Regions from separate parts of the Homo sapiens genome. Here region 1 is linked to region 2. The links are chromatin loops, found by intact Hi-C in ENCODE. Cell type or tissue: left lung. All regions are shown on one strand. Each heading gives the region's core, and the rest is flanking DNA. Links, peaks and the distances in the headings are about the cores only. Region 1 overlaps A2ML1 (alpha-2-macroglobulin like 1). Region 2 has its middle 12 kb from the start of MFAP5.

Region 1 (5,335 bases), core at 336-5,335, 200 kb after region 2:
GTCTTTATCATATTAGAAATTAAAACTGAGACAATCTTAAAATATTTATTAATTAATTTAAAAATGATAATAAACTCACTACATCTTAATATAAATAAAATTTTTGTGAAAATAACTATTTTCTGGCCAGGCGTGGTGGCTCATGCCTGTAATCCCAGCACTTTGGGAGGCCGAGGCGGGTGGATCACGAGATCAGGAGTTCGAGATCAACCTGGCCAATATGGTGAAACCCCATCCATCTCTACTGAAAACACAAAAATTAGCTGGGCATGGTTGTGCGTGCCGGTAGTCCCAGCTACTTGAGAGGCTGAGGCAGAAGAATCGCCTGAACCTGGCAGGCAGAGGTTGCGGTGAGCCGAGATCATGCCACTATACTCTAGCCTGGGCAACAGAGTGAGACTCCATCTCAAAAAAAAAAAAAAAGAAAAAGAAAAAGAAAATAACTATTTTCCAAAACAAAAAAATAAGAATGGTGACATTGTTTTGCATTTTTGCTTTAATATCTGGCTTAATCAAAGAGAATGAAATTTTCCTATTTACTCCTACATTCAAACCGTTGCAATATTACACATAAAGTAGCCTCTGATAACTCTCCTGTATACTTGTTTTGTTTTTTATTTTTTTAAATCACTTTCCCCAGAAGGAAACAATCTCCTGTATATTTGTAAGAGAATGAGAGTGGAAAAAAAAAGTCTTAATATCATTCTAAAAATAATTCTGACCTCTCAGATATTCTGATGCAATCTCGGGGATCCCTGGAGTAGGGGAGGTCCCTCGACCACACTTTGAGAAGCACTATACCTGAAGAACTTTGGAAATCCCTTCCAATTAGGCGTTAATAGCGCTATATCTAAATTTATAATACGATTTTTTTTTTTTTTTGAGACAGGGTCTCACTCTGTTGCCCAGGCTGGACTTCAGTGGCCCGATCTTGGCTCACTATAATCTCCACCTCCTGGGTTCAAATGATCCTTCCACCTCAGCTTCCCAAGTAGCTAGGATTTATTTTTTTATATTAAAGTAACTTATACAATTGCCTTAGATTCTCCATTTGCTAATTTATTCAACAAATATTTACTGAACAACCAACATATGCCAGTCACTTTTCTAAGTGATGGAGACGTAGCAATGAAAACAATAGATATGATACCTGGCCTAAGAGTGCTGATATTCTAGTGGAGAGACAACAATATTCAGGTTTTTAAAAATTACATGTATATGTGTATACACACACATTTTTTTTCAGTAGTAATAAGTGCTATGCAGCATAAGGGGATAAAGAGTGCTGGTGGGGCAGGCCAGGGATGTGACTCTTTTTAAATAAGGTGTTCAAGGAAAGCCTCTTTGAGGAGGTATCATTTGCTCAGGGACCAGATTGAAGAAAGCAAACCAGTAAGGGGCATAGAACTGTTGGAGTAAAATGCAAGCCTCTGTTTCTCTGGCCACTTTGACTAATTTAGTGGAGAAGCCATGGGTCAGGGTGGACCATGAACAAAGGGAACCAGTTCACAAGAGGGCCAGAGAGCTGTAAGATCCTAAGAAGAAAGAGCCAGGAAGTCAGCAGGAGGCAATGTCTTTAAGACTCATAGGGCAGTAGCGGTACATAGAGGGTTTCAGAGAATCTTTTTTTAATTAAAAAAAAAATTTTTTTTTAATTTGAGATGGAGTCTCGCTCTGTCGCCCAGGCTGGAGTGCAGTGGCGCCATCTCGGCTCACTGCAACATCTGCCTCCCAGGTTCAAGCGATTCTTCTGCCTCAGCCTCCTGAGTAGCTGGGATTACAGGTGCCAGCCACCATGCCCGACTAATTTTTGTATTTTTAGTAGAGATGGGGTTTCACCATGTTGGCCAGGCTGGTCTGGAACTCCTGACCTCTGGTGATTCACCCACTTCGGCCTCCCAAAGTGCTGGGATTAGAGGCATGAGCCACCGTGCCTGGCGGGGCTTCAGAAAATCTACATGAAGACAGCAAGGGTCTTTTATTCCACATTGCATACAGTGTAATTTTCATTTTACTTCTAAGGTACTGTTTCATCTGTCTTCCCCACAGCTCATTAAGAACACTCAGACTTACACCTTCACCATCAGCCAAAGTGTGCTGGTCACCAACTTGAAACCAGCAACCATCAAGGTCTATGACTACTACCTACCAGGTGAGAGGGCTGAGCTGAAATGAGATCTGAGATCTTACCTGCATCTCCCAACTTACTTCTGCCTCATTCTTCATGGCTTCTCTCTTAATTTTACAAATACTCCTTCCCAAGCCAAGTAGCACATAATTAAATTATCTAATCTCCTAAAATATTTTAATTCAGTTGTGTGCCATTTTTAAGTTGCGTACACTAGAGACATTTTATGTGATCGGAGAACAATGTGAACCATTGTTCTCAAAGGGCTATTTCTATTATTTTTGGTATGATTAATAGTTTGTCACAATGTACAAATATTAGTGATTGAAACTTTCTTGTAATTCTGAATATGCTCATAACCTGTAGAGATTCTCTGGAAGGGGCTCAAGCAGTAGCTTTTCTGAAGCATTTTCCCTCTGAATATAGGAGGCCCTCAAAGTAATAATATGACTTATTTCATTTCACAGATGAACAGGCAACAATTCAGTATTCTGATCCCTGTGAATGAGGTAAGTCCAGCGGAGAAATGGGTGGAGTTATGGGTTAGGGTGGCAGAAGTTAAGAGGAGCCTCTTTTCGAGTTACTGTCATTGTCTTTTTTTGAGATAGAGTCTCGCGGTGTTGCCCAGGCTGGAGGGCAGTGGCGGAGGTTGAGTGGCTCACTTCCCAGCTTCAAGCGATTCTCCTGCCTCAGCCTCCTGAGTTGCTGGGATTATAGGCGCCCACCATGATGCCTGGCTAATTTTTGTATTTTTAGTAGAGACAGAGTTTCACCATGTTGACCAGGCTGGTCTCGAACTCCTGACTTCAGGTGATCTGCCCACCTCGGCCTCCCAAAGTGCTGAGATTACAAGCATGAGCCACCACACTCAGCCCTGTTATTGTCTTTTGGAAGCTATTGTTGATAGAAAGTGAGCTTTCCTTTTTTGTCTTAAACTTTTTTTTTTTTTTTAAACAGGATCTGGCTCTGTTGCCCAGGCTGCAGTGCAGTGGCGTGATCTCAGCTCACTGCAGCCTCTGCCTCCCAAGTTCAAGCGATTCTTGTGCCTCAGCCTCCTGAGTAGCTGGGATGACAGGCACGTGCCATCACGCCCAGCTAATTTTTTTTGTATTTTTAATAGAGATGGGGTTTCGCCATGTTGGTCAGGCTGGTCTCAAACTCCTGGCCTCAGGTGATCCGCCTACTTCAGCCTCCCAAAGTGCTGGGATTACAGGTGTAAGCCACTGTGCCCGGCCTGTCCTAAACTCTTGAAAATAGTTTACAGAAGAAAAAGCTAATGCTTGGTATTAAAACAATACTTTTTTCTATCAGATTGAAAATGGATTGATTTTTCCTGATATTTTTACATGATACATCTTTGTTATATGAAAATACTAAGACAAAAGTAAAGGTTACCTGATTCTACACCTGTGAGATAACACTATTAATAATCCAACTGTGCATTTGTGAGATTTTTTTGTATATATATAGAGAGGTCAAGTATCCTCTATGTATGTAATGAGCTTCTGAGTATCACAGTGTCTTCTATTTTTTGTTTGATTGTTCGCTTTTCAGGATAGGAGCTGGAAACTCAATTAGTCCTCTGTGACATTTACTGGAGGGTGGAACATTCTTCTGTCGCTTGAAGCAGAACTCATTCAATCAAATAATTTAATTTCTCTGACTAGTATATGGGTAACAAATGAATATGTCTGAACCTCAGCTATAATACTTTCTACTACCTTTGCAAGGAGATGGGATAGGAACAATCACTCAGAGGAGGCGTTGCATGGGCAGGGTCATAGGGGGAAGAAAGGTGGTTTAGCTGTTTTATTTAGCCATTCAGGGGGCTCTCCAGAGAGGAGACGGTGGTAGAGGGTGAACTAGAGAAGATAAGAATGTCTTCCTAGGCCGGATGCGGTGGCTCACGCCTGTAATCCCAGCACTTTGGGATTGCGAGGTGGGCGGATCACTTGAGGTCAGGAGTTCAAGACCAGCCTGGCCAACATGGTAAAACCCGTCTCTACTAACAATACAAAGATTAGCCTGGTGTGGTGGCACGGGCCTGTAATCGCAGCCCCTTGGAAGGCCAAGGCAGGAGAATCGCCTCAACACTGGAGGTGGAGGTTGCAGTGAGCTGAGATTGTGCCACTGCACTCCAGCCTGGGCAATGAGGCAAGACCCTGTCTCAAAAAATAATAAATAATAATAATAATAATGTTTTTCTAGAGTTTCAGTCTAAGGGAAAATGTGATTTAGGGCTTTGGAAATTGGCTAAAAAAATAAAAATGGAAAAGAAAATCTGTGCATTTAGTTCTATGCATATTTCTTTGGAAACCAAAAGTTCTTTTAAAGGTGATGATCATCCTTTCCCCCAAAACTCACAGTTTGGTTTCTTCCTTAAACCTTTTAACCCAGACTTCTCAAAGAATCATCTTAAAGATGTGAGGACAGGTTAGAATAGAGAATTTTAATTATGGGGCTCTGCTCAACCAGCCCGCTACTGCAGGGCAAACAGTGATGGATTACAAGAAAAGTGGCTGGCCAGAATGCCGTTTCCATCTCTCTCGGTTTCTCTTCTGCATGATTCTCCCAACCTCTCCCCACATGGGCTATCTATCACCTATCACCGTGCAAGCACTTCCTCAGAGGAATGCTTTTGTTTTGGAAACAGGTTTGGAGGCAAAGGGATAAGGGAAGTAAGATGAATGATATTTAACAGAAAAGATTCTCTAGGCAATTACACCCTTTTATCCTGGGTATCCACTGGATCCATTATGCTCCCCTTGATTGCAAATTCTGACTGAAAAGTCAGGGAAAATAAGTACATTCTACAAAAATAAAAAATGACAGATGGGACCTACTTAAACTAAAGAGCTTCTGCACAGCAAAAGAAACTATCAACAGAGTAAACAGACAGCCTAAAGAATAGGAGAAAATATTAACAAACTGCCTCCAGCAAAGAACTAATATCCAGAATCTATAAGGAACTTAAACAAATCAACAAGAAAAAAACAAATAATCCCATTAAAACGTGGGCAAGGGGCATGAGCAGACACTTCTCAAAAGAAGAGTACAAGTGGCCAATAAACATATGAAAAAATGCTAACCATCACTAATCATCAGAGAAATGCAAAATCAAAACCACAATGAGATACCATCCACACTAGTTAGAATGGCTATTATTAAAGTCAGAAAATAAGAGATGTTGGCGAGGTAGCAGAGAAA
Region 2 (5,378 bases), core at 153-5,152:
AGCATTTTGGGCAAGGTCATTCAACAAGTCTCTAGGAAGTTCCAAACTTTCCCACATTTTTCTATCTTCTTCTGAACCCTTCAAACTGTTCTAATCTCTGCCTGTTACCCAGTTCCAAATTTGCTTCCACATTTTCGGGCGTCTTTTCAGCAATACCCCACTCTGTTGGTACCAGTTTACTGTATTAGTCCATTTTCATGCTGCTGATAAAGACATATCCAAGATTGGGAAGAAAAAGAGGTTTAATTGAACTTACAGTTTCACATGGCTGGGGAGACCTTAGAATCGGGAGGAGAAAGGCACTTCTTACATGGCAGCAGCAAGAGAGAATGAGGAAGAAGCAAAAGTGGAAACCCCCGATAAACCCATCAGATCTCATGAGACTTAATCACTACCACGAGAATAGCATGGGAAAGATGACCCCCCCATGATACAATTACCTCCCCCTGAGTCCCTCCCATGACACATGGGAATTCTGGAAGATGCAATTGAAGGTGAGATTTGGGTGGGGACACAACCAAACCATATCAGTTCTCATGAGATCTGGTTGTTTGGAAGTGTGCTACCTCCCCGCCTCCCCGTGCTCCTGCTTTCACCATGTGAATGGCCTGCCCTTGCTTTGCCTTCCGTCATGAGTAAAAGCTTCCTGAGTTCTCACCAAAAGCAGATGCCGCTATGCTTCCTGTATAGCCTGTGGAATCATAAGCCAATTAAACCTCTTTTGTCTATAAATTACCCAGTCTTAGAGTTAAGTGGTGCCATCTTGACTCACTGCAACCTCCACCTCCCGGGTTCAAGAGATTTTCATGCTTCAGCCTCCTGAGTAGCTGGAATTACAGGTGCCCGCCACCATGCCCAGCTAATTTTTGTATTTTTAGTAGAGACAGGGTTTCACCATGTTAGCCAGGCTAGTCTTGAACTCCTGACCTCAGGTGATCTACCTGCCTTGGCCTCCCAAAGTGCTGGGATTACAGGCCTGAGCCACCATGCCTGGCCTCTGACCGGGTATTTCTTTAGAGTAATGCAAGAACAGCCTAATACAGTGACAGAGCTATGCTGAGAGCAGTGACAGGTAGAGGTACAGTGCTGGTCTTTCAAATACTCCTTACTGACAAGTTTTCGTGAATCACTGATACCTTTCCATTTGAAGAGCATTCTCCTCAACTCCCTGAATGGTGCTATTTAACAAACTACACCAAAAACTTAGTGACTAAAACAACAATAATGATTATTTTTCTTGATTTTGTGTGTTGATCAGGCAGGAATTCTGCTTTACATAGTGTTAGCTGGGCTGCGGGGATGGCTGAATGGCTAGTTGGTGCTAGCTGCCAGTGGGAATCCCAAATAGGGTTGTTGGCAGAAGCCTCAGTTATCTTCCATGTAGTATCTCCACCAACTCAACTCACTCGAGCTTCTTTTTTTTTTTTTGAGATGGAGTCTTGCTCTGTCACTCAGGCTGGAGTGCAGTGTTACAATCTTGGCTCACTGCAACCTCTGCCTCCCAGGTTCAAGAAATTCTTCTACCTTAGCCTCCCCAGTAGCTGGGACTACAGGTGCGTGCCACCATGCCTGGCTAATGTTTGTATTTTTTAGTAGAGATGGGGTTTCACCATGTTGGCCAGACTAGTCTCGAATTCCTGACCTCAGGTGATCCGCCCGCTTTGGCCTCCCAAAGTGCTGGGATTACAGGAGTGAGCCACCGCACCCGGCCTCACTTGGCCTTCTGACAGCACAATCATGGGTTGAGAGAGTATGTGAAGAAACATCACATCTCCTAAGGCACAGTCTCAGAAGTCCCCACCATGTTCTGTTGGTTCAAATAAGCCACAGGGTCGGTTCCAATTTAAGGGAAAGAGAAATAAACTCCACCTTTTACTGGGAAGAGTGGCAAAAAACAAACATGCAGTCATCTTTAGTCCTCCACAGCATCTCTGAAGTTAAGCCTCATCGTTTTAACAGACTAGGGTTAAGTGTCAGATAGTCAACATTTACATTTTGCCCTTTCCCTGAAGCCTAACTCACCTCTTCTCACAATTCTTTTTTTTTTTTTTTTCCTTTTTTTTTTTTTTTTGAGACGGAGTCTCGCTCCATTGCCCAGGCTGGAGTGCAGTGGCCTGATCTCGGCTCACTGCAAGCTCCACCTCCCGGGCTCATGCCATTCTCCTGGCTCAGCCTCCCGAGTAGCTGGGACTACAAGTGCCCGCCACCACGCCCTGCTAATTTTTTTGTATTTTTAGTAGAGATGGGGTTTCACCGTGTTTGCCAGGATGGTCTCGATCTCCTGACCTTGTGATCCGCCTGCCTCGGCCTCCCAAAGTGCTGGGATTATAGGCGTGAGCCACCGCGCCCAGCCCTTTTTTTTTCCTTTTTTATGGGACCAGGGGTCCGGCGTCTCGCCCTGTTGCCTAGGCTGGAGTGCAGTGGCGATATCTCAGTTCACTGCAACCTCTGCCTCTCACATTCAAGCAATTCTCCTGCCTGAGCCTCCCAAGTAGCTGGGATTAGAGGCATGTGACACCATGCCCAACTAATTTTTGTGTTTTTAGTAGAGATGGGGTTTCACCATGTTGGCCAGGCTGGTCTCGAACTCCTCACCTCAAGTGATCTGCCCACCTCAGCCTTTCAAAGTACTAGAATTACAGTCATGAGCCACTGCGTCCAGCCTTTTGTCACAATTCTTTTTTTTTTTTTTTTTTGAGAGGGAGTCTGGCTCTGTCTCCCAGGCTGGAGTGCAATGGCACGATCTTGGCTCACTGCAACCTCCACCTCCTGGGTTCAAGCAATTCTCCTGCCTCAGCCTCCCGAGTAGCCGGGATTACAGGTGCCTGCCACCACACCCAGCTAATTTTTGTATTTTAGTAGAGACAGGGTTTCACCATGTTGGCCAGGCTGGTCTTGAACTCCCAACCTCAGGTGATCCACCCACTTTGGCCTCAAAATGCTGGGATTATAGGCGTAAGCCACCACACCTGGCCCTTTTCTCACAATTTTAAGAAAAGCTGTCACAGAAGAACCTCTTTGTTGCTGAATAATACAGACACATTTCAGTCTTATTTTCTTATTTTCTGAAACATTAGTCATTGCTGACCAGTCCCTACTTTTGAAATGTCCCCTCCTCTTGACATCTATAATATCACAGTCCTTGTCTTCCTCTTAACACCTCTCTACTGTTCTTTTACATTTCTTTTTTCTTCTTCTTCTGTTTACTCTTAAGTGCTGGTTTTCAAGGTTTTGGCCCGGCCACCTCTCTTTTTACTGTACTTTCTCCCTCTCCTTAATCCACTCCCAACTCTTCATTTACCATCTATTGGTTTATTCTCCCAGATCTATGCTTCAGTCTAACCTCTATCTATCACCTAAAATAATCAAAAGGGTCAAGATCTAATTTCAAAACAGTTTATTCTGGTACAAAGAGTGGAAACATCAACTCCAAAAGAAGGAAGTCAGCTTTGTGAAGTCAGGAAGTTAAGGGTTCATTTATATAGACAGAGGAGCCTTTAGCAGGATTACAACTTTTTTTAGACAAGGTTGGCACATAGTTATAGCAAACTGATTGGTTATAAAAGTGTTTCTTTTTGGGAGAGTACATATAGTTGTTTTCTTGTTTTTCTTTTTTTTTTTTTTTAACGGAAGTGTAATAGTCATGGGTTTTCTGTCATCTGGTCTAAGCAAGGCAGAACAACAAAGAAAAAGTTAATCTGTAACAAAGGTCATTAATTAAGAAGGCAGGAGGTTTTTGTCCCTGACGTCGTTAAATTTTCTCTAGTCATTGTGCAGGACAAGAAAAATAAGAAAACAAGTTAATCTATAATCTGAGAAACATGCTATAGCCATATGTGACTCAGATCAATCTCATCTCTGTCAAGGTTTAAATGTTTTGGGGGGTTCCAACAGCTTTTCTTTTTGAGACAGGGTCTCACTTTGTCACCCAGGCTGGAGTGCAGTAGCGTGATCTTGGCTCACTGCAGCCTCGACCTCCTGGGCTCAAGCTATCCTCCCACCTCAGCTCTCCCAGTAGCTGGGACCACAAGCGTATACCACCACACTCAGCTAATTTTTTGTATTTTTTGTAGAGACAGGTTTTCACCATGTTACCTGGGCTGGTCTCGAGCTCCTGAGCTTGAGTGATCCCCCAGTCTTGGCCTCCCAAAGTACTAGGATTATAGGAGTGAGCCACTGTGCTCAACCCCCAACAGCTTTTTTTTTTTTTTTTTTTTTTTTTTTTTTTTTTGAGACAGAGTCTTGCTCTGTTGCCCAGGCTGGAGTGCAGTGGCATAATCTCGGCTCACTGCAACCTCTGCCTCCCGGGTTCAAGTGATTCTCCTGCCTCAGCCTCCTGAGTAGCCAGGACTACGGGTGTGCACCACCACACCTGACTAATTTTTGTATTTTTAGTAGACACGGGGTTTCACCATGTTTGCCAGGCTGGTCTTGAACGCCTGGCCTCAAGTGGTCCACCCGCCTCGGCTTCCCAAAGTGCTAGGATTACAGGTGTGAGCGACCACATGCAGCCCAACAGCTTTTAAATTATATTTATTTTTACATATCTATGTCCTCAACTCTAAGTCTGAATATGCAATAGCACATCATTGTTTGAACATCCCATAGGCACCTTGAGTCAGACAGGCTTTAATTACAGGAAACCGACTCAGGAAGGGGAAAAGCTAAAGAAACACTCTAGTCTGAGCCCCCAGGAGTGACTACCAAGGGACTCTATTGCTTCTCCACCATCTAGGGGCCACCTTCCAAAATTGGAATGTCACCACTCGGGCATGAGAGCCACCCTGGCCGTGCTATAGTCCACACCAAGAAATCAGATGCTCACTCCTTGCTGCTGTTCTCACTGAGCTTGGTTTTTAATTCAAGTCTCATTCTAGGGTATACAGTCTGGAATCTAAATCACATTCAAACTCTAGCTGTAGGAGAGTCTTGAATATGTAGTTTTTCGTTTTCCACCACCTGTAGTACAGGAAAAGCTCAAGGAAAAAGTGTGGATAAATGTTGAGCAAGCTAAATCCCTAATAGCTCAACATGTCTGGGACAGAATTGTCATCTTCCCGCACAGTGCACCCCCACCCTCAGCTAAACTGGTGCCATGATCTACTAAGTTACACAGTTGAAATATGTGTGAATCATCCTCATTTTCCTCAGTTTCTCTCTTTGCCTAACTTGAGTCCCAGCACATACACCACACCCTTTATCACACACACCACACCCTTAATCACCAAAATCCCATTGAGCCTACCTCCTTAATATTGTTCAAATCCATCCATCCTCTATTCTTTCCACACGGCTTCAGCTCTGTTCAGTCATTACTCTTAACAGAGTCCTAAGTGATCCCCCAGTTCCCATCCACACTTCCCCATCTTTGTGATACA

The links. Peaks named below come from ENCODE experiments on the same cell type or tissue, not always from the same donor. Only the 100,000 strongest peaks of a DNase experiment are listed, where the experiment ranks them.
Region 1: a loop joins it to region 2, with 3 times the contacts of the local background. A loop is called at or near these places in 32 of 110 quality-filtered maps.

What each region holds. Positions count from the first base shown.
Region 1 is chr12:8,872,376-8,877,710 of GRCh38, forward strand. A2ML1 (alpha-2-macroglobulin like 1) reads left to right here. Exons shown (of 36, transcript NM_144670.6): 34 at 2,050-2,152; 35 at 2,596-2,637; 36 at 3,683-4,412. The coding sequence ends at 2,636. Among named protein-coding and RNA genes, the nearest start is that of PHC1, 39 kb to the right of the region's middle. In left lung, for the core only: no CTCF peak of the experiment used is centred there; no DNase peak of the experiment used is centred there.
Region 2 is chr12:8,672,186-8,677,563 of GRCh38, forward strand. It overlaps a transcript of RIMKLB not described here. Among named protein-coding and RNA genes, the nearest start is that of MFAP5, 12 kb to the left of the region's middle. In left lung, for the core only: no CTCF peak of the experiment used is centred there; no DNase peak of the experiment used is centred there; H3K27ac peaks cover 1,025 bases.